2 separate regions of the Homo sapiens genome follow, and region 2 is linked to region 1. A link is a loop called in an ENCODE intact Hi-C map of the cell type or tissue named here. Cell type or tissue: prostate gland. All regions are shown on one strand. Each heading gives the region's core, and the rest is flanking DNA. Links, peaks and the distances in the headings are about the cores only. Region 1 overlaps SRGAP3 (SLIT-ROBO Rho GTPase activating protein 3). Region 2 has its middle 44 kb from the start of SRGAP3-AS4.

What was found. Peaks named below come from ENCODE experiments on the same cell type or tissue, not always from the same donor. Only the 100,000 strongest peaks of a DNase experiment are listed, where the experiment ranks them.
Region 2: a loop joins it to region 1, with 2.0 times the contacts of the local background. A loop is called at or near these places in 4 of 110 quality-filtered maps.

The regions. Positions count from the first base shown.
Region 1 is chr3:9,100,488-9,110,790 of GRCh38, forward strand. SRGAP3 (SLIT-ROBO Rho GTPase activating protein 3) reads right to left here. Exons shown (of 22, transcript NM_014850.4): 3 at 4,193-4,355. Among named protein-coding and RNA genes, the nearest start is that of SRGAP3-AS2, 87 kb to the right of the region's middle. RefSeq lists an enhancer at 4,754-5,510. In prostate gland, for the core only: no CTCF peak of the experiment used is centred there; no DNase peak of the experiment used is centred there.
Region 2 is chr3:9,288,944-9,299,246 of GRCh38, forward strand. It overlaps a transcript of SRGAP3 not described here. Among named protein-coding and RNA genes, the nearest start is that of SRGAP3-AS4, 44 kb to the left of the region's middle. In prostate gland, for the core only: no CTCF peak of the experiment used is centred there; no DNase peak of the experiment used is centred there.

The DNA.
Region 1 (10,303 bases), core at 1,122-9,121:
CCACAGAGGAGGAATTAGGACCTCTTGGCAGTTACCCTCCTGCTGCTTGAAAAATCACTCAAATAAGGACACCGATCCCATTTGACCAGAATCTAACAAAATGAAGTTTTAGAAGGGTAAATATGAAGAAACACAAAAGCAGAAGTCAAAGGCTGCATTAAAAAACAATTGGTACAAAAATACAAGGGACTTTTTGCTGACTGAGAGTTCACTGTGTCAATCATGTGGTAAAACAATCATCAAAGCGGCAAACACCATCACGGGTCTTATGAGAAATAAAGTGTCTGGACAGCCCTGCTCTGCCCTGAGCTGCTCAGACCTTCCTAGAGTATTCCGACTGGTTCTGAATAGTAACTTCTGTAGGTCAGAGAAGACCTGAAGCATGACCCAGGCAGGGCGACTGATATGGGGACAGAAACACAAAGCCAAATTCCAGGAGGACGATGGAAGGAACCTGGGACATCTGCCCATAGGCAGGAAGGACCAGTGGATGGTCACGATTTCTGCCTTCAAGCAACTGACAGGTTTCCATGTGACAGGTTTGATCTGTTTGGCCCTCTAGGGATGATCAGGACCTGTGAGTGAAAACACTACAAGATTCCATTTCGGCATTCGGGAGAATTTTCTATTGATCACGGATGTTCCCACATGGAATGAGCTATCCTGAGAGGTAAGGAGCGTTCTTTATTGAGGGACATCTAGCAGAGGCGTACAGCTGCTGTAGAGGATGATAAAAGGGCTGGAAAAGAGAGTCCAGTGGCCATCTCCTGTTTTATTTCTCCCTTCTTCTTGTAAAGGCACCCCTACTTTTCTTGGGGAACCACCCCTCACCCATTCTCAGTCCCATGGGTCAGGTGGAACTGAGTGTGCATCTGGCTTCAGGGATGGGTATGTGTCCCGGCCTGGCGAGGCAGAGCCCTGCAGCGCCCCAGCCACAGACGCAGCACCCGGTGTGCTCACGTGACCCGTGCTGGACCAATCACAGACCAAAATATCCCATTCTGGGAAAAGGGACTTGAAGCAGAGAGGATGTAGGTCTGGAGATGCCAGGGGCCCTCTGGTTATCACACGGCCAGCGGGTGGGGCTGACTGTAAAAGAGCCCCTCGCCTCCCCACAAAAAACGGGAAACAGAGAAAACTGGAGCAGAGTTGCCGAAAGAGTTGCAGAAAGACAGAGTTCTAGTAACATCCTTTGTTCCTCTGAAGCCCCGCATGCCCGAAGCCAGGCTTATAACTAGTAAGGTCCCTTTTTCTCTTAAAGAGGGGCAAGCTGCATTTCTGCTGTCTGCCACCATAAGAGTCCTGATCACTAACGATGGCCTCCTGGATCTCATTCAGTTTAATTTTGCTAGGGCTGATCCACATCTCACACTTAAAGCAAGGGCCACGTGCAGGGGCTTCTGGAATTTGAAGTGCTCCTCTAGTCATAAGAACAGACTCCACTGCAAAAGGGGAAATGGAGAATCATGAAAAGGTAAGTTATTAAGTCAAACCACCTCCCGCATCAGTGAGAAGCTGGCAGGCAGGGCAGCTGCCCAGGCCCAAGCCAGAAGATAGGCACAGGACAGACACCTGGCCTAGAAGCCGCTCCCATCTCCCGCAGCCTCACTGCCAGACTGTGGCTTGGTAGAGCCCTAGGACCCCAGCTCAGACATGGGGAGTGGTTTCTATTCTTAGGGATCACTGGCAAGCTACCATTTAATAAGCACCTACTGGATACCAGGCCTGGGCTGGACACTTGGCTCACCTCTGCATATTAAAGCGGCCCCCTGTGAAGTTGGCATTGTTACCAGCTCCATTTCCCAGATGACAAAACTGAGACTCAGAGAGACTTGCCCAGGGTGCAGTGATAGGCAGTTCTGAGACAAACTCCAAAAGCCCAGCCACTCCGCCTCCTGCTGGTAATGACAAGGGGCCCAAAGCAACCAAGTCTGGGTTCTCCTTGCAGCCTCCCAACGCTTTACTTCCTCACCTGTAAAATGAGGTGAGTGAGGATCCCCAGTCTGACCAGAGAGCAGCCTCCATAGTTGCTTTGAGGTCTGCGGGAACTATTATTATGTAAAGAGTGCCGGCCTCCATTCCGAAATTAGGTGTAACTGATGCAACACAAAGGGGCCGTGCTGTGCAAAGTCAGCCAGCCAGGCTCCGTCCGCGCCTCTCTCCAAAGCCCCTGTGGGCTGGGTTGTTTCCTTTGTTCCACAGGCACAGGCCTGGTAACAAGGCAGCCAGGAGCTCAGCTGTAGACATTTTTTTCATTATTTTCCACCCTGTTAACCTCCATCACAAGTCAGGCTGCTGTCAGCCTAAATGAGAACTGAAAAGATTTATCTCACTTGTCCCAGGGCTCAGCTCAGGAAAAAAGACCCTTCATTTCCTAAAGGCCTTGATGACCCTTTCTCTGTGAGTCACTCCCACCAAGGAAAAAAGATGTGACAGCAGCAGCAGGCGGGGGCTGGGAATGGGACCAACAGTCCAAACTTGCAGACGTCTGGATCACTTCAGTTTGGCTTTGCAAAGCACTGTGTAATTTTTTTTTCTTTGCACCGTATTTACCTTCCTAATTGTGTTTGCTTATGCAATATGAAACTTAGCCCACATTTCATAAACACAACCCCAGAAGGAGACCAGAAGCATATTGTGTGGCAGGAGAAAATTAGCCTGCGATTACACTTTTGCTATAGAAGTAATCCTCAAAGTGGACAATCCAAACACAGACCATGGAGAGATGATTATATTTTCAATCAACTTGTCCCCTTCTTTGTGCTTCTAGCAATCTCAGATCACCAAACCCCTGAAACTGGCACCTGGCAAGAAGAGATGAGCTAGATTCTTTTGGTAATAATAGTCTCTTAAATTCGCATAATAATAGTCAGCTTTCATGAGCACCTACTAAGTGCCAAGTGATGCTCTCCATGCTGTACACAGGAACAACAAGCCTGTTAATCCTTCCATCTGCCCATGGGTATTTATCTCCATCACCATTTCACAAATGAGGAAACTGAGGCACAGAGCATTGAAGTAACAAGCCCGAAGATACACAGCTAATAAATCATGGAACCAGGATTATGAACCCAAGAATTTAAGAATTCTGGACCCAGAGGCCACATCCCAAACCACTTTGCAATAATGCCACTCTCCCCGCACACCATTTGTTTAACGCTCACCCTCCTGGGAAGTAGCTGATCTTAACCCTGCAGGATAGACAAAGAGGATGAGTTTCACAGAGGCTAAATAACTTACCCATTTTACAGACAAGGAAACTGAAATTCACAAAAGTGAGTTTAGTTCTACAAACATTTGCACAGCACCTTGTACATGCCAGGCACTGTGCAAGGAACGTGGGATACAGAGACCTCAGTGCTCCTTCCACACTCAGCTTCTGGATGTTTATATGGGTAAAACCTTTCTGAAGGCAATAAGGTACACTGTCAAAAGCATTAAAAATGAGCATACTTTCGACTCTAAAATTCCCACTGCAGAAACTGATCCTAAGAAAGTAACAGCGAATGTGACAAAGAAGCTCACGGCAGTGTTATTTATAAGAGTAAAATAACAGAAATAAACTAAGTGCTCAACAATAAGAGATTAAATAGAGTACATCTATATAATGAAATACTGTGTAATCATTCAAAATGTTATAGAAATATACTATTGATGTGGGAAAATGTAATAGAGTGTTACGTAATTTGTTAGGTGACATAAGCAGGTAGTAAAATCATATATGCATTATGATCTGATTTAGAAAAAATGCATGTGTACACTAGAAAATATACAAATCTAAGCACTCTCAGAAAATGCATTTGCGTTTGTACACGAGAAATTCCTAGGATATCAAAGTGATTATCTCCAAACAATGCCATTTCAGGTGATTTTAATTTTTGTGTGTGTGCTCATCGTCATTCTTTAAAATTTTCTACAATGAATATGTACTACTTACCTAGCCATGCAAAGGTTTTCATTTTTGTGGCAGTGGTTGCTAAAGTGGCTAAGACTACACACTCTTTAAAAGGCACATCCAGGGTTCAAATGGGCTGGGGTCCCAAGTCCAGCCCTCAGCCACTTGCATCCTTCAATGCACCTGCCCCTCCTGGTCCCTTGTCTCCAAACCACATCCCACCCTGGCTGGTATACTGTTACCATGGGCCAGCTTGGGGCAAAGACCTGGGACACGTAGAGCAGCCCACTTGCCTACCTTTTTGAAGAGTCTGATGACATCCTCACTGATCTGGGAGAGGCGGACGATGACATTGTTCATGAAGATGTCATTGAGGGTGGCATGGTCTCGGCTCTCCCGCCGGGTCTGATGCAGAACCAGATACCAACAGTTCACAGGCGAGAGGAGGTACTGGTCCTTCCTGTGGAAACCAAGAAAGCTCAGGTTGGCTACATTGGAACTGTCATCCAACAGTGGTTTATGCTGTCACCCACTTCAGCTCTTTTAACCTCCACGGTGCCCCTTCAAGGTCAGTCTTGTTGTTACACCTTATACAGTTGGGGAAACAGGCTACAACAGCTGAAGGGATCCTCCAAGGTCACAGACCAGCACTGGGGCCAGAACCCAGGTCTTTGACGCCTATGCGGTTCTACTCTAGCACTGAATGTGGTGCTTGCTCCAGGTACCTCTACCTTCTGGGAAGAAGCTACCTCCCCTGGGGCTAAGAAATACTAAACCAATTGTTTTTTAAATATTATACTTGTATGATTTCTGGAACTATGCAATAGAAAGAACAAAAAGTAGATACTTCCACTCCCCCATTCTGCCTGCCTCAACCCCTGTAATTTTCTTGGGCTCTTAACTTCTTTGTTCTTCCCCAGGGATTGGCTTCTGTCTCTTGGCCTCTTGGAAACACATGCCTTTGCCCCTCCACGGAGCTGTTGGGAAAGGGGCTAGGAGGGCTCAGATTCTGTGTTCAGGAGGAAGGGTTAAGGAAAATGCAAGTACCTACAAGACAAATAACCCTTTGTCCTGCAATGACTGATAGGTTATTAGCACTCTCTAGCTGGGTGTGATGCTGAAGCAGGGGTTCTTAAAGTGTGCTCCCAGACCAGCAGCAAGAGCATGACCTGGGGACTGGTTAGAAATGCAGACTCTCCAGTCCCACTCCAGACCTGCTGAGTCACACACTCTGGGGGTGGGCCTGCAATCTGGGCTTTACCAAGCCCTCCAGGGGATTCGGATACTCACTCAAGTCTGAGAACCACAGATCCTTATACTATTGTTTCCCAAAGCTCAGGATGCTAATGAGACCAGAGAAAATCTGTCTCTTGGCTCTGCAGATGCTCCTCAACTTACTACAGGGCTACATCCCAATAAACCCCTCACAAGTTGAAGATATCCTAAGTTGAAAATGCATTTAGTAAGCCCAAACTACGGAACATCATAGTTTAGCCTACCCTACCTTAAACGTGCTCAGAACACATTAGCCTACGGATGGGCAAAATCATTGCACACAAAGCCTATTTTCTAATAAACTGTTGAATATCTCATGTAATTAGTTGAATGCTATCCTGAAAGTGAAAAACAGAATGGTTTTATGTGTACTTGAAATACGGTTTATACTGAATGTGTATCACTTTCACAACACTGTAAATTCTCAAAATTATAAGTCAACCCATAGTTAAATTAAGGACCATCTGTATTTGCCAAAGACCCCTCTGTGAGCCTCAGGAAAGGGTGGATACACCCTGTTATCCAGGAAGGAAGAGAAAGGTCAATTCAAAAGCAAAACCAAACCAATAACCCTTTCCTGCCACGCAGGGCACCTATGCTAAAGCTCTTGCCCTCTGACCCAGGGTATCTCCCTGACTCCTTTCCAGTGTGGAGAGAGATGTTGGAAAGGCAGGATGTGAGGGGAGAGGCCCTTCCACCACCTGAGGTGGCAGCTCCAGGGTTCCCCCAGGCCTGCCTTGTCCCACCCCTGTCCTGAGTGTGGACCACCTCCAGGAGCTGGCCAAGGTTCTGTTCTTAGAAAACACAGCCTCCCACTATTAGCGTTTTTTGAGGAAGGCAATTGATATAGTTTGGTTTTGTCCCCACCCAAATCTCAACTTGAATTGTATCTCCCAGAATTCCCACATGTTGTGGGAATGGTCTTGGGGGCCAGTCTTTCCCGTGCTATTCTCGTGATAGTGAATACGTTTCATAAGATCTGATGGGCTTATCAGGGGTTTCTGCTTTTGCTTCCTCCTCATTTTCTCTTGCCACCACCATATAAGAAGTGCCTTTCACCTCCCACCATGATTCTGAGGCTTCCCTAGCCATGTGGGACAGTGAGTCCAATTAAACTTCTTTTTCTTCCCACTCTTGGGTATGTGTTTATCAGCAGTGTGAAAATGGACTAATACAGCAATTCTGCTGACTCCCACTATGACCACATCCACCTCCCCAAAGCCAAGCAGAAGGACCCCTGAACTGCTGTCCCCACCCCACCCCCACCACCCCACCTCTCCCTATCTCCTGGGGCTTGGGAAGGTAGGTGGGGCAGGGCTACCTTGACTTCAAGGAATTTTTCTTTCTCTCACCAAATGTGCTAAAAATCTATCTAGGCAGCAGAAATTTGTGAGAAGATAATTAGATTTAGATAAAGGATGGGAACTATCTAAGGAAAAGGGAGGATGATGAAGCATTTACAACACTGCTGTGAAACAACCAGATTTCTCCTTGGCTTATAGCCTAGAGTAAAAGCCAGGACACTACAATTAGACCCCAACTAGAATCCCTCAGCATCTACTGTGTCAGGTCTTGGGTGGGTTCTGGGCACCCAAAGGTGGCCGTGATGCACACTCTGCCTTGGAGGGGCTCACTGCTGAGTGGCTGCATCAGAAAAAAAGAATTAGAGAGGAAGGTGGTTCCAGTCTATAACAGAGACATACGCAGAGCATCAGTTCTGCTGGAGAAGCTGCAGAAGGCATCGTTCTCCTCCAGTGTGTTCTGGGTACCAGGCACGCGGCCTCTTCTATTCCCACTGGGGCCTGGACGCTTTTCCCTCTGCCTGGAATACCACAGTCCCTGCTCTTCTCATGAATGCCTGTTTCTATTACTGTAGGTTCAGCTTAGATGATACCTCCCTAGAGAACACCCCGTTGACCACACGCTAAGGCAGTGGTTCTCAGTGTGGCCCCTGAACCAGCAGCAGCAGCATCACTTAGGAACTTGAAAATACAAGTTCTCAGGGCAGCCCCAGACTACGTGTACTCAGAAGCCCTAGGGCTGGGCCCAGAATCTGTGTTTTAACAAACTCTCAAGGTGATTTGGATGCATACTCAAGTTACAGAACTTCTACCTTAAGGAGTTTCCATCCCTCCCCCTCACCCTACTGTGAGCTCTTTGAGAGCAGGGATCACTTCTATTGTGTCATCACGTCCAGCACCCAGCAATGTGCCTGCCATGTAGCAGATGCTATGGAAGAGAGACCCATGAAAAAAGACTGCATTTGTGCTGGGTCTTGAAGGATGGGTAGGAGTTTTCCAAATGGTCAGAAGTCAGAGAGAGGATGGAATTGTGGGTAGAAGGACCAGTGGGTACAAATATAGTGAAGTAGCTCAGAAGAGCTGGAATTCTGAGTGTGTTAGTGGAGGACTGTAGGACATGAGGCTGGGGATACAGATTAAAGGCCCAATGTTGGGGGAGACTGCCAGACTAAGGGGGTGGGACCCCTTATCTTCTAGACCACATAGTTCTCAACCTGTCCTGTACACTAGAATCAACTGGGGAGCTTTTAAAAAAACACCAAGACCCAGGACCCATCCAAGACAAAATCAGAATCTCTGGGGGTAGCGCGTGGTACTCATATTTTTATACTCTCTAGAAGATTCTAATGTGCAGCCAGGGTTAAGAATGCCTGCTTTAGGCCGGGTGCAGTGGCTCGTGCCTGAGTCCCAGGGCTTTGGGAGGCTGAGGTAGGAGGATCACTTGAGTCCAGGAGTTCAAGACCAGCCTGGGCAACATAGCAAGACTCCGTCTCTACAAAAAATTTAAAAATTAGCTGGGCATAGTGGCACACACCCGTAGTCCTAGTTACTTGGGAGACTGAGGTGGGAGGATCACTGGAGCCCGGGAGGTGGAAGCTGCAGTGAGCTATGATCATGCCACTGCACTCCAGCCTGAGTAATAGGCAAGACCCAGTTTCTAAAATAAATAAGAATGTCTGCTATGGGCAGTGGGGAGTCATGGAAGTTATTTCAGCAGAGGTAGGATATAACCAACATGTGTTTTGGCATGATCATGGAAGGCAGATTGGAGGATGAAGGGATGGATGGGTAGGTGGGTGGGTGGATGAGCAGGGATATGGGGCTTTTGGTAAGAGGACCAGGCAGGAGGTAATCTTAGTTCAAAAGAGAAATAGTGAGGCCTGGGTGTGGTCTTGTAGCCAGCGAAGGATGGACTTGAGAGATTTCTCAACAGGAGAGCAGATCCTCTTGGAAACTTCCTGGAAAACAGCAGAAAGAGGAGGAAGGAGCAGACAGTGATTCCGAGGCTCAGATCTTAGGCGACTGGGTAGATGCTGATGACATGAACTGAGATAAGAACTGCAAGGGGAGCAGTAGGTTTGGACAGAAAATGCATTGCTTATCTCATTTTCACTGCTTCCTAGGTGGTGATGGAAATGGAAAGATTAAAGGAGAGATGAGATAATTGAGCTGTTACCTAAATTACTTCAGGGGCTTAGCTGAACCTGGGAGGCAAGAAGTGAACAGCACCAGGGAATTAAATTGTGCAAAATTATGGAAGCCACAGCCAGAAGGTGAGTTTCAGAGGGAAGGAAAAAGACAACTGATCTGGAACTGATGGGGAATTGCTGGGACAGTTTGGGGACCATTAACTAGGTCATCTAGCCAGAGAGATGAGATGAGAGGAAGGGCAGAGAGCACAGCGCTGTCCTTATCAGAAGCTGCAAGCCAGGAGGCAGTGCGGTATAAGACAGAATTGCAGGAGGCAGAGCGAGCCAAGGCAAGGAGGAGGATGTTACCCGAAAGCAGCCAAAGACTCAAGTTGAAGTGAGCAGCTGCTGTGAAGATTCCTTCCAGCCCTCGTTCACTCCTTGCGTTTGTGTGTCTGTGCTGGGCAGGACTAGGTGCTGCGAGTGCAGGAGCAACCAAGGCTGCAAGACCCTGCCCTGCAAGTCTTCCACTTGAGTAAGGAGATTCACAAGGAACAGAAAGTGATGAGGCAGCCTCATCAGTGCAGTCATGGGAAGGAGGCTATGGAGCAGAGAGGAGCCTCCTTCCCCAGATCTGGTGGTGAGGTTGGTCATGCATGGCTTCCTGGAGGAAACGCTTTCTAGACTGAGAACTAAAAGCCGGACTGGAGTTTCACAGGGAGGAGCCTTCAAAGGGGAGAAATGTGATGAGCAAAGGCCCAGGGAGGAGCAGGAGAGGGAGGAGCAGGTAGGGAGGGGGCCCAAGCATGGTGTTTTGGGGTAGGAGAGTGAGGACAGCAGGTGAACATGGAGACTGAGGCAGGGGCCACTTGGGAAAGGGCCTTTAACTCTCATTAGAGTTCAAGCTCCGTCCTGAGGTCAGCAGGCAGACCTTGAAGGGTTTACAGAAGGGGAGTGAAAGGGTAAAACTGCACTTTCAAACTCTCACTCTGGCTGCTGTACAGAGCCAGGGGCCGGGAGAGAAACTGAGGGATTCAAGAAAGGCTTAGGTAGGAAATTGACTGGACAGGGAGATTGACGGGATGGAGTTAGGGCTGGAAGTTGAGAGAGAGCAAAAGATGTCCAGGATGACTCTCCAGTTTTTGGTTTGGGCACCTGGGGGAGTAGAAGGAGCCTCTGTGGAGATGAAGAGGAGCAGGTCAAGGGTGGGGCGGGGAGGGAGGATGATGAGTTCGAGTCGAACACGACGAGTCTAAAAGGCTGTGGGGCATCCAGATGGAGCTATCTGGGCTGGAGAGACAAACATGGAAGCCAGCAGCAAGGAGTTGGATGCTATTTAAAACCACAGAACAACAAGGAAGGCTTTACAAATGCTGTGGCCACATGGCAGAAGAGGTCAATCCCCGGGAAGCATGGCAAGGCTGTGGCCGGAGGGCTGGGGCAGGGCCAAGCCGCGGTGGCGCCTCCCCTCCTGCTTCCCTAAAAGAGGGCAAGATGGGGCAATGTGCAGCCTGGCCTCCTCTGAGATGCTGTCCCAGGCCTGCCGTCCGATCAGCGGCCCATTCTCTAGGTCCATCCCAGCATGGGAAACTGCTGGGTCTGCACCCCCACCTTCTCCCAGCCCTGGCTCCCTCCTGTGGGGCAGGTCATTTGTAGTCTAAAAGGCTGGGGTGAACTGTCCACAGCCAGGGTCAAGAGCTGCT
Region 2 (10,303 bases), core at 1,206-9,205, 190 kb after region 1:
TGGAGTTCAGTGGCGTGATCTTGGCTAACTGCAACCTCCACCTCCTGGATTCAAGCGATTCTCCTGCCTCAGCCTCCCAAGTAGCCGGGACTACAGGCATGCGCCATCAAGCCTGGCTAATTTTTTGTATTTTTTAGTAGAGATGGGGTTTTACCACGTTGATCATGGTAGTCTAGAACCCCTGACCTCAAGTGATCCACCCACCTCAGCCTCCCAAAGCGCTGGGATTACAGGCGTGAGCCAGCATGCCTGGCCTAGTTTACCTAGTTTAATTCTTTATTCACAATTTTATTTCTGATTTCTTTTAACATATTCGAATACTTCTTTTATATTCTGTGACTGATAATTATACCATCTGCAGTCTCCATGGATCTGATTCTGCTATCTGTTGTTTCTGCTGGCTCAATACTTGTTGCCTTGCTTCCCTGTAATTTTTCACCATGAATTGAAATCTCTTAAAACTTCATCAAAATGAATTCCTTGAGATCTGGGAAAAGACAAGTTCTTCTATGGGATATGCATTTGTTTCTGCTAGGCATCTTAAGAACACTACTAGTCTAACATCACTTTGGTTGTGTGAATTCATGTTATAGATCCTCGTAACAGTTTACTTGTAGTTACAAATTCTCAGAGATTTTTTTTGGGGGGGCCCTACAACCAGCCCCGATGTTCAAGACAGACAATTGTTTTTATCCTTTAGGTGACAGATTTATTTCCAAATCACCCTCACACTAAATTACCATTACACTTGGCTATTTAAGGACATAACTTTATGGGAGGGGTCCTATTAGACCCTTACCTTGGACAGGTTCTGGGCTTCATCTTCTGTCTCCCGTAACTGAGACAATGAAAAAAACCAAAGCTCAAAACTCACCCAGTTCAGGCTGGGAATGGTGGCTCATGCCTGTAATACCAGCACTTTGGGAGGCTGAGGCAGGCAGATCACTTGAGGTCAGGAGTTTGAGACCAGCCTGGCCAACATGGTGAAGAAACCCTGTCTCTACTAAAAATACAAAAATTAGCCGGGTGTCATGGTAAACAACTGTAGTCCCAGCTACTCAGGAGGCTGAGACAGGAGAATCGCTTGAACTCAGGAGGCAGGGGTTGCAGCGAGCTGAGATTGTGCCACTGCACTCCAGCCTGGGCGACAGAGCAAGACTCGGTCTTAAAAAAAAAACCACCATCACCCAGTTCAGCAAGTGTCTATGAAGCAAACACAAGCCAGTTTGGGGCCCTGCTTACCTTTCTTCATTTTTGGCCTCTGAGTATTTCTTCATAACTTGCTAGCTCACTAACATATTTTTAATGGTTTTAAATGTTATCCAGAATTTTTAGTTGTTTACAACAGGAGGATAAGTCAAGGTATCTTTTCTGCCATACTGCAAGAAATGAAAGTCCACATCAAAGTATGTGCTATGTAAATGATGAATGGTCTGATGTTGTTTGGTTACATAGGACAGGTGTGTGGGGGGACAGCAAGATTGGAGCTGGAGATGCACCTGAAAAGCTCAGTAGGGACTAGGCAATGAGGGGCCCTAAATGTCATTTGACATTCGAACCTTATCCAGTAGGTAATGGAGGGACTTCCAAATTCAGATCACAAGGTTCATAAAGTTTTTTATATTATTGTTTCCTTTCAAGTAGTGTTTCTCAAAGTGTGGTCCAAGCTCTACCCTCTTCAGAATCCTCTAACTCACTTATCAAAACTTGCAGATCCAAGCTATACCCCAAACCTACTGAATCAGTATCCCTAGGGAGTGAGTGTTAGAAGGGGGGAATTCTCAAGACCCACAATTTTAACAAGCTTGCAAGTAAACCTTATGCACACTAAACTCCCAGAGCCGTGAGTCAGAGCAATGCTTTCCTAACAGCTAATGAGACCACTAGCAAGATGGGAAATCATTTTTAATGAGCTAAAATAGAATGAAAACTCTCAGAGTATATATCTTGCTATAAGGATGTGTATTATTTCACAAAACTTTTGTTGTGGTGGTAGTGGTGATGGTGTGTGTGTGTACGTGTGTTCTGGGCTAAGCTATAAAATGTGTTTTATGTGCTGAGGTCAAAAAAGAGAGGCATTGCCTTGGAGGATGCCCTTTATATTCTTTTTAATCACACTTTACCGATAAATAAAATATTAAGAGGAAAAGGAGTGCAATAAAATTCCCCCCTGAATAACTCCTTCCTGTAGCATGCAGGCTCACATTGATGTGTATACATGATCAATTCATCTCGGCACTTTCTGACTCAAAGTAAAGTGATGAAAAGCATCTCAATGAACATGGTATGGTGAAAGCATGCTGCGAATTGTCACCTATTCCACAAGCGTTTTCTTATTTGCCTGAAGAGATTACAAAACCTGTGTTCCCGCTCTCATTACATCTCAGCAGCCCTGTATTTAAGGAGATAAGGTATCACAAAATCCTGGCACAACTGGCACAAAGTACCATGTGAGTCCCTTTGCTGTACAGGATTTCGTTATACTGAGCACTGCTTCCACCAACGGGTCACAGGTTGTAGCCTGGAATACATTTTATTTGGATACTTTTTTCCTTGCTCTTGTATTTGCTGCAATGGTGTATATATCTATGGTCTATTCTCCCAAAAAACAATCAATAAGCAAGGACAAATACAAATGCATCCATTCATGCATCAACACCACACACACACACACACACACACACACACACACGCACACACATTTGTTGTCTTAAATATATTTCACAAATTTCATTCACTCAGTGTCTTTATTATGTTTTCCATTTCTACATACCTCTGGCACTACTATTTACCTTTCTTCTTTAAATCGAATCAGATTTTTATATAAATAAGATTTTCATAAAAAATAGTTTATACCCTTTCAGCAAATGGAAAATTAGTTTCACTTGCCAAAAAAAAGAAGGCAACTGTAAAAATAAATGTAAGACAGAGTGAGCCAAATTATCACACTCAACTTAAGTTCTATTGCCAGCCAAAGCCCAGAAACTAAATAGAGCCTCTTCTCTTTGTCCAAAAGAAAAAGAGATGTGGCTGTTTCTCATTAAAGCCCTACTAGGATCAAACTGAGTGTTTTCCCATGATGTTAACAGAAGGCATAAGAGATTGGAAAAGGAAATAACTTTCTTGGTAGTGATTCTGTTTTGTTTTTAGGCTGAACAGATACCTCTTGGAATCACCTACTGTTGCATTCGCATCTCAGACTTTGAGAAACAATGACATAGATCTTTGGTTCTCAAACTGTAGCGTGCATCAGAATCCCCCAGAGGGCCCGTTAGAACACAGATGGCTGTGCCTCATCCTTTGAGTTTCTGACTCAGTAGGCAAAGCCCAAGAATTTGTATTTCTAACGAGTTCCCAGATGGGGCTGATGCTGTTGATTGAGACCACACGTTGAGAACCACTGCATAGATCAATCCTATACATCGTTCAAAACCCTGCTTGGGTGAGTCCTTCCTTTTCTGCCCTCCATGAAGCCTTCTCTGCCTTCTCTATCCACCTTACACTTCCAAAATAGTCACTTATTGTCCATCTCATTGATTCCTATTCTTTTCACTCAAAGCAAACATTTTATTATTCTCATTTCACAAATCCCATGCTTTGAAATGTTTTTTGTCTATCAAATAAAAGACATTTATCAAGTAATAATTAATTCATTTTCTCATGTTTTATTAATCAAAGACAACGGTAACTGCCAATCAGATCTTCCAGTCAGCATGGGGTAACTGGTGTTTCTAGCCCCGAGCAAAGAAACCTGATGTTTTCTTTTAATTAGCCTGTGCATCTAATATCTAGCAAATATGAGCTCTTTGGATTAGTCTTTTTGAAGTACTGCAAATAGCTCATAAGCACCCCTTCCTTCTCCCCCCATTACTGCTCTCTAAGACCCTTGGGAGCCTGGGAGCTCAGGTTGGGACCACCTGGTATATATCATTCATCTGGTCATTAATCTCTGATTGTCTTCTGTCATTTCTTCTATTGTTGTCCCTTAAGAGTACAATGGGGCTGCATCTGACTCTTCTTTGTAAACTGTACAGTACCTTGCTCAGGGCTTTAGATTTAGCAGCTGAAAAAAAAAAGAAAGAAAGAAAGAAAGAAAAAAGAAAATGAAAAAAAAAACCCACCCACTGCTGATTTCAAATATGTTTGACTATATCACAATTGCATCCAGGGGAGAGCAACACAATAAAAGAATATTTGCAGTAAAACAGACCTGTATTGTAAATAGGAGAGTTAAATTCCAAAGTTACCCTTTGTGGGAGGAAAATGAGTCAACAAAACAATGGCCTTTCCAGGGTTGGTAAAGAGACCTGAAAATATCCACTTGCCTGGGTAACTTCACCAGGAGATGATTCCATTTGATTGCTCTGACTGGTGCCTCCTGGAAGGCTGGTAAAGGGGAAATGTTTGAAATGAGTACAACTTAATCACAAACGGACAAACTGAGGATGTGGACTGATGGTAAGATCTTAATGACTCAGAAATATCTGTCTTCCTCGAGAATACGTGACTCTTTCTTTTTCCAAAACTCTGCTTAAAACTGCTGTCCTGATCTAATTAAACTAAAGACCTTCTGCACAACAAAAGAAACTATCAACAGAGTAAACAGACTTAAAGAATGGAAGAAAATTTTTGCAAACCATGCATCCGACAAAGGTTTAATATCCAGCATCTATAAGGAACGTAACAAATTTACAAGAAAAAACAAACAACCCCATTAAAAAGTGGGCAAAGGACATGAACAGACACTTCTCAAAAGAAGACATACATGCAGCCAACAAACATACGAAAAAAAATCTCAGCAGCATTGATCATTAGAGAAATGCAAATCAAAACCACAATGAGATATCATCTCACATCAGTCAGAATGGCTACTATTAAAAATTCAAAAAATAACAGATGCTGGAGAGGTTATGGAGAAAAAGAAACACACACTGTTGGTGGGAATGTAAATTAGCCCAACCATTGTAGAAGACAGTGTAGCAATTCCTCAAAGACCTAAAGAAAGAAACACCATTCAACCCAACAATCCCATTACCGGTTATATACCCAAAGGAATATAAATCATTCTCTTATAAATACACATGCACACATACATTTGTTGCAGCATTATTCCAATAGCAAAGACATGGAATCAACGTAAATGCCCATCAATGATAGACTGGGTAAAGAAAATGTGGTATACACCATGGAATACTATGCAGCCATAAAAAAGAATGAGATCCATACACACCATAGAATACTATGCAGCCAAAAAAAGAATGAGATCATGTCCTTTGCAGGGACATGGATGGAGCTGGAGGCCATTATCCTTAGCAAACTAGTGCAGAAACAGAAAACCAAATACTGCATGTTCTCACTTACAAGTGGGAGCTAAATGATGAGAACACATGGTCACATAGAGGGAAACAGCACACACTGGGGCCTATCAGATGGTGGATGGTGGGAGGAGGGAGAGGATCAAGAAAAATAACTAATAGGTACTAGGCTTAATACTTGAGTGATGAAATAACCATAAAACAAACTCCCATGACACACATTTACCTATGTAGCAAACCTGCACATGTATCCTGGAACTTAAAATAAAAGTAAAAAAACAAACAAACAAACAAAAAAAAACACCAATTCTTGCAAGCCATCCTTGGTGGGAATGACCACCACCCACACCTGCTTGATTCGGACCACATTTTATTCTAAATTCCCTTAGCAATATGAACTCACTGCATGTTGCATTGAAATTGCTATTGAAGCTTTCGTGTGTGTGTGTGTGTGTGTGTGTGTGTGTGTGTGTGTGTGTGTGTTTGGGAGGGCATCCTTCTCCTCTCCAAAGAAACAGCTCCCCCCACCTGTGACACAGACTTGACTATTACACAGTAATCTCTTTATTTGATGACCTGCTTATGCCAGGCATCTTCTTCCAAATGCCAAATGCCAATAAAATAAGCTATTATCTATCATCAATCTGTTAGTGTTCCTTCCTGCCCTTCGTTGATGAATGGGATGCTCCAATATTATTGCTAGCATTGCTTTGAATAGTTCCACGAAGGAAACTCCTAGGAAATCTTTTGGCTACTTGTTGACTCTGGAAAAGATGCAAAAAGTGAGGTTTGGGGTTGTTGTTTTACTTGTTACAAAGGCTTATTAGATTTAGCTAATTATACAGCTTATCAAAGTAAAAGATCTTATGGGTGCCATCTGATGGCCTTCCCCATCACTCATGCCTGATTGAATAACAGGGTTAAAATCCAAGGAGCTCTTCCTCTAATGAAGTTTCTGCTCTGGTCTGTTGCTATGGCAACTTAGGACTGTAGTACAAGATGACAGCAAATATATTAAATATTGCTGCAAATCTATTCTCTTCATTCTTTAGTGACCTCAGAACCAAAACTGTTTTACAGCATGGAAGTTTTGAAGAAGTGTTGTGCCTGCTGTTTTTCTTCCTCTCCTCAACATGAAAACCTACCATATCTCTACACTCTAGCATCGTGCCATCCAGGTAGCAGGCATGCAAAATACATTTCAGGGGAATTCGTTGTGATTGGTGGATTAACCACACACATTTATTTCTTCATCCTGAGAGCCCACTAAAATGACAGCAAAGGCATAAAAAGACATACAGACAAGGAAAATGGAAAATAATGTCACAATGGGCAAGAGATTTCCATTTTTTAGCTCTTTTTTTCTATCGTGGTAAAATACACATAACATAAATTTTACCATTTTAACCATTTTTAAGTGTACAGTTCAATGACATTAAGTATATTCATATCATTGTGCAACTATCACTACCATCCATCTCCAGAATGGAGATTTTCATCATCCCAAACTGAAACTCTGTACCCATTAAACACGAACTCCCCATTCTCCTCTTCCCCAGCCTCTGGTAACCTCTATTCCACTTTCTCTATGTATTTGACTAATCTAGACACTTCATGTAAGAGGAATCATATACATATACCCTTTTGTACCTGGCTTATTTCAATTAACATCATGTCTTCAAGGTTCATCCAACTTGCTGTATTTATCAGAATTCCTTCCTTTTGAGGCTGAATAATATTCATTGTATACTTAGAGCACATTTTCTTTATCCATTCATCCACTGATGGATGTCTGGTGCTGTTTCCACTTTTTGGTTATTGCAAAGAATGCTGCTATGAACATTAGTATCTAAATATTTGTTCAAGTTCATACTTTCAGTTCTTTTGTGTACATACCCAGAAGTCAAATTACTGGATCATGTGGTGATTTTATATCTAATTTTTTGAGGAACAATCATACTGTTTTCCATAATGGCTGTACCATTTTACATCCCCAACAGCAATGCGCAAGGGTTCCAGTTTCTCCACACACAGGCCAATGCTTATTGTTTTCTGTTTTTGATAATAGTCATCCTAATGGATGTTGGTGGTGTCTCACTGTGTCTTCAGTTTGCATTTCCCTAGGGATTAGTAATGTTGAACATCTTTTCATGTGCTTATTGGCCATTTATCCCATTCATTTCTAGAAGATGGAAAACAGATGGAGGAATGGTAGCCATCTTGGCAGAGTAAGGGAAGCCTAATGAGTCTTCTCTGACTTAGATTCTTTTTGTAGAAATGGTACATATTCATTCTTCACTGGGTCCCCAGAGGCAGTGTGGAAGCATAATAGTTAAGAGTACAGGTTCTGGATTCAGATTGCCTGAATGCTCAGCTTGGCTCTGCCACTTCTTATCAGCAGAATGAATTTGGGCAGGTTAACTCACCACCCTGCCTCAGTTTCCCCATATGTAAAATAGGAAACATAATACTACCAAATAGATTTATTGTGAGAATAACATGTGTAAAGCACTTAACATTGTGCCTAGCACACAGCACACATCCCTGAAGTATTAGTGATTATTATCATCCCCTATTATGGAACCATATCCATCAGGATATGCCACCTCTACCACCTTTAGTTTTGTTTTTGTTTTTGTTTTTTGAGACAGGGTCTTGCTCTGTCACCCAGGCTAGCGTACAGTGGTGCAATCACAGCTTACTGCAGACTCAACCTCCCAGACTCAAGTGATCCTCCTACCTCAGCCTCCAAGGTAGCTGGGACTACAGGTGTGCACCACCGCACCCAGCTAATTTCTTTATTTTTTGTAGAAACAAGGTCTCACTATGTTTCCCAGGGTGGTCTTGAACTCCTGGGTTCAAGCAAATCCCTGCTGCCTTTCACTGTCCTTCCAAAAAGATCATTATGATTGAGTTACGGGTTAACAGACACAGAACACATAACTGGAATCCAAGCCCTGTTCCTCAGGTTAGAAAGAGCTATGTCCTAAATACAAAGCTATGCAGGCCCAGTGTCCTCCTCCACCTTGCTATTTTCCTGCTTGGGGCAAAAACTAAAGACACTTGTGGGTAAGAATAATATACAGGGTAGTTAATAGCAGGAGCTTGAAGTCAGGCAAATTTGGGTTAAAGTCTGACTTCCCACCTATTATCTACATGAGGATAAACTAATTACATAATATTATAGGCTGAATTGTGTGTCTCCAAAATGCACATGTTGAAATCCTAACTCCTAGTACCTCAGAATGTGACTAAATTTGGAGACAGAGTCTTTTAACAAGATAATTAAAATAAGGTCATTCAGGTGGACCCTAATCCAACATGACCTGTTTCCTTAAAAAAAAGAGAAAATTAGGGCCAGGCACGGTGACCCACGCCTATAATCCCAGCACTTTGGGAGCCCGAGGCAGATGGATCACTTGAGGTCAGGAGTTCGAGACCAGCCTGGCCAACGTGGTGAAACCCCATCTCTACTAAAAATGCAAAAATTAGCTGGGCATTGTGGCGTGTGCCTGTAGTCCCAGCTACTCAGGAGGCTGAGGCACGAGAATCGCTAGAACCCAGGAGGCAGAGGTTGCAGTGAGCCAAGATGGCACTACTGCACTCTAGCCTGGGCAACAGAGTGAGACTCAGTCTCAAAAAAAAAAAAAGAGAAAGAGAGTATGAAAATTAGGACATAGATGTGCATTGAAGGAAGACTATGTGAAGACCAAGGAATAAGAAGGCCACCTACACGCCAAGGAGATAAGCCTCAGAAGACACCAACCCTGCTGACACCTTGATCTTGGACTTTTAGCATCCAGAATTGTGAGAAAATTAATGTCTGTTGCTTACACCACCTAGTCAGTAGTACTTACAGTTATGGCAGCCTTAGCACACTAATACACTTGACCTCAGTTTTCTGAAAGATAAAATAGGAATATATATATCTCGTGAGATAACTGTATTAAATTGTGGAGAAATGTACTTACCATAGTGCTTGGCACACAGTATGTGCTCAAGAAATGTAGGTTAGTAGGATTATTGTTTTATTATTATTACTATTAAAACATAATTACTCTGGTCTTTCCACAGTAACAGAAGGAAAAAGAGAAGCTAGCTGACTAACTCAACTAGAATTATCCATGACTTCATAATTCATCATCATGTCTTTAGTCTTGCTCTCTTCAAAACACCCTACATAATGCTGCCAGAACATTCTTCCCTATAAAAATCTGGCTGTGATAGCTAGTATCCAAAGATGGCCAAACAATTCCACCCCTCCCTGTATGCACATGCCCCTCCTTCTACCAGAAATGGATCCTATGTACCCTTTCCATAAATCTTGTAACCATTTGACCAGTACAATGCAGAGGAAATGATGTCCTGGGACTTTCAGGTTTAGGCATTAAGAAGGCCTGGCAGCTTGAGCCACCAAGGACGGGCTACTCTGCTGGAGAGAGTGGTCACAGGGAAAGACCTAGAAGGATTTAGATAGAGAGAGAAATAGCAGCCACATGAAAAAACATTAAGGCCAGGTGGCATGGCTCATGCCTGTAATCTCAGCATTTTGGGAGGCCGAGGCAGGCAGATCACTTGAGGCCAGGAGTTTGAGACCAGCCTGGCCAACATGGTGAAACCCCATCTCTACTAAAAATAGAAAAATTAGCCGGGCGTGGTGGTGGGTACCTGTAATCCTGGCTACTCGGGAGGCTGAAGTGGGAGAATCGCTTGAACCAGGGAGGCAGAAGTTGCAGTAAGCTGAGATCATGCCACTGCACTCCAGCCTGGGTGACAGAGTGAGACTCCATCTCAAAAAAAAAAAAAAAAAAAGAAAATAGATGGCTGGGCATGGTGGCTCACACCTGTAATCACAGCACTTTGGGAGGCCGAGCCGGATGGATCACGAGGTCAGGAGATCAAGATCATCCTGGCCAACACAGTGAAACCCTGTCTCTACTAAAATACAAAAAATTAGCTGGGCATGCTGGTGCATGCCTGTAGTCCCA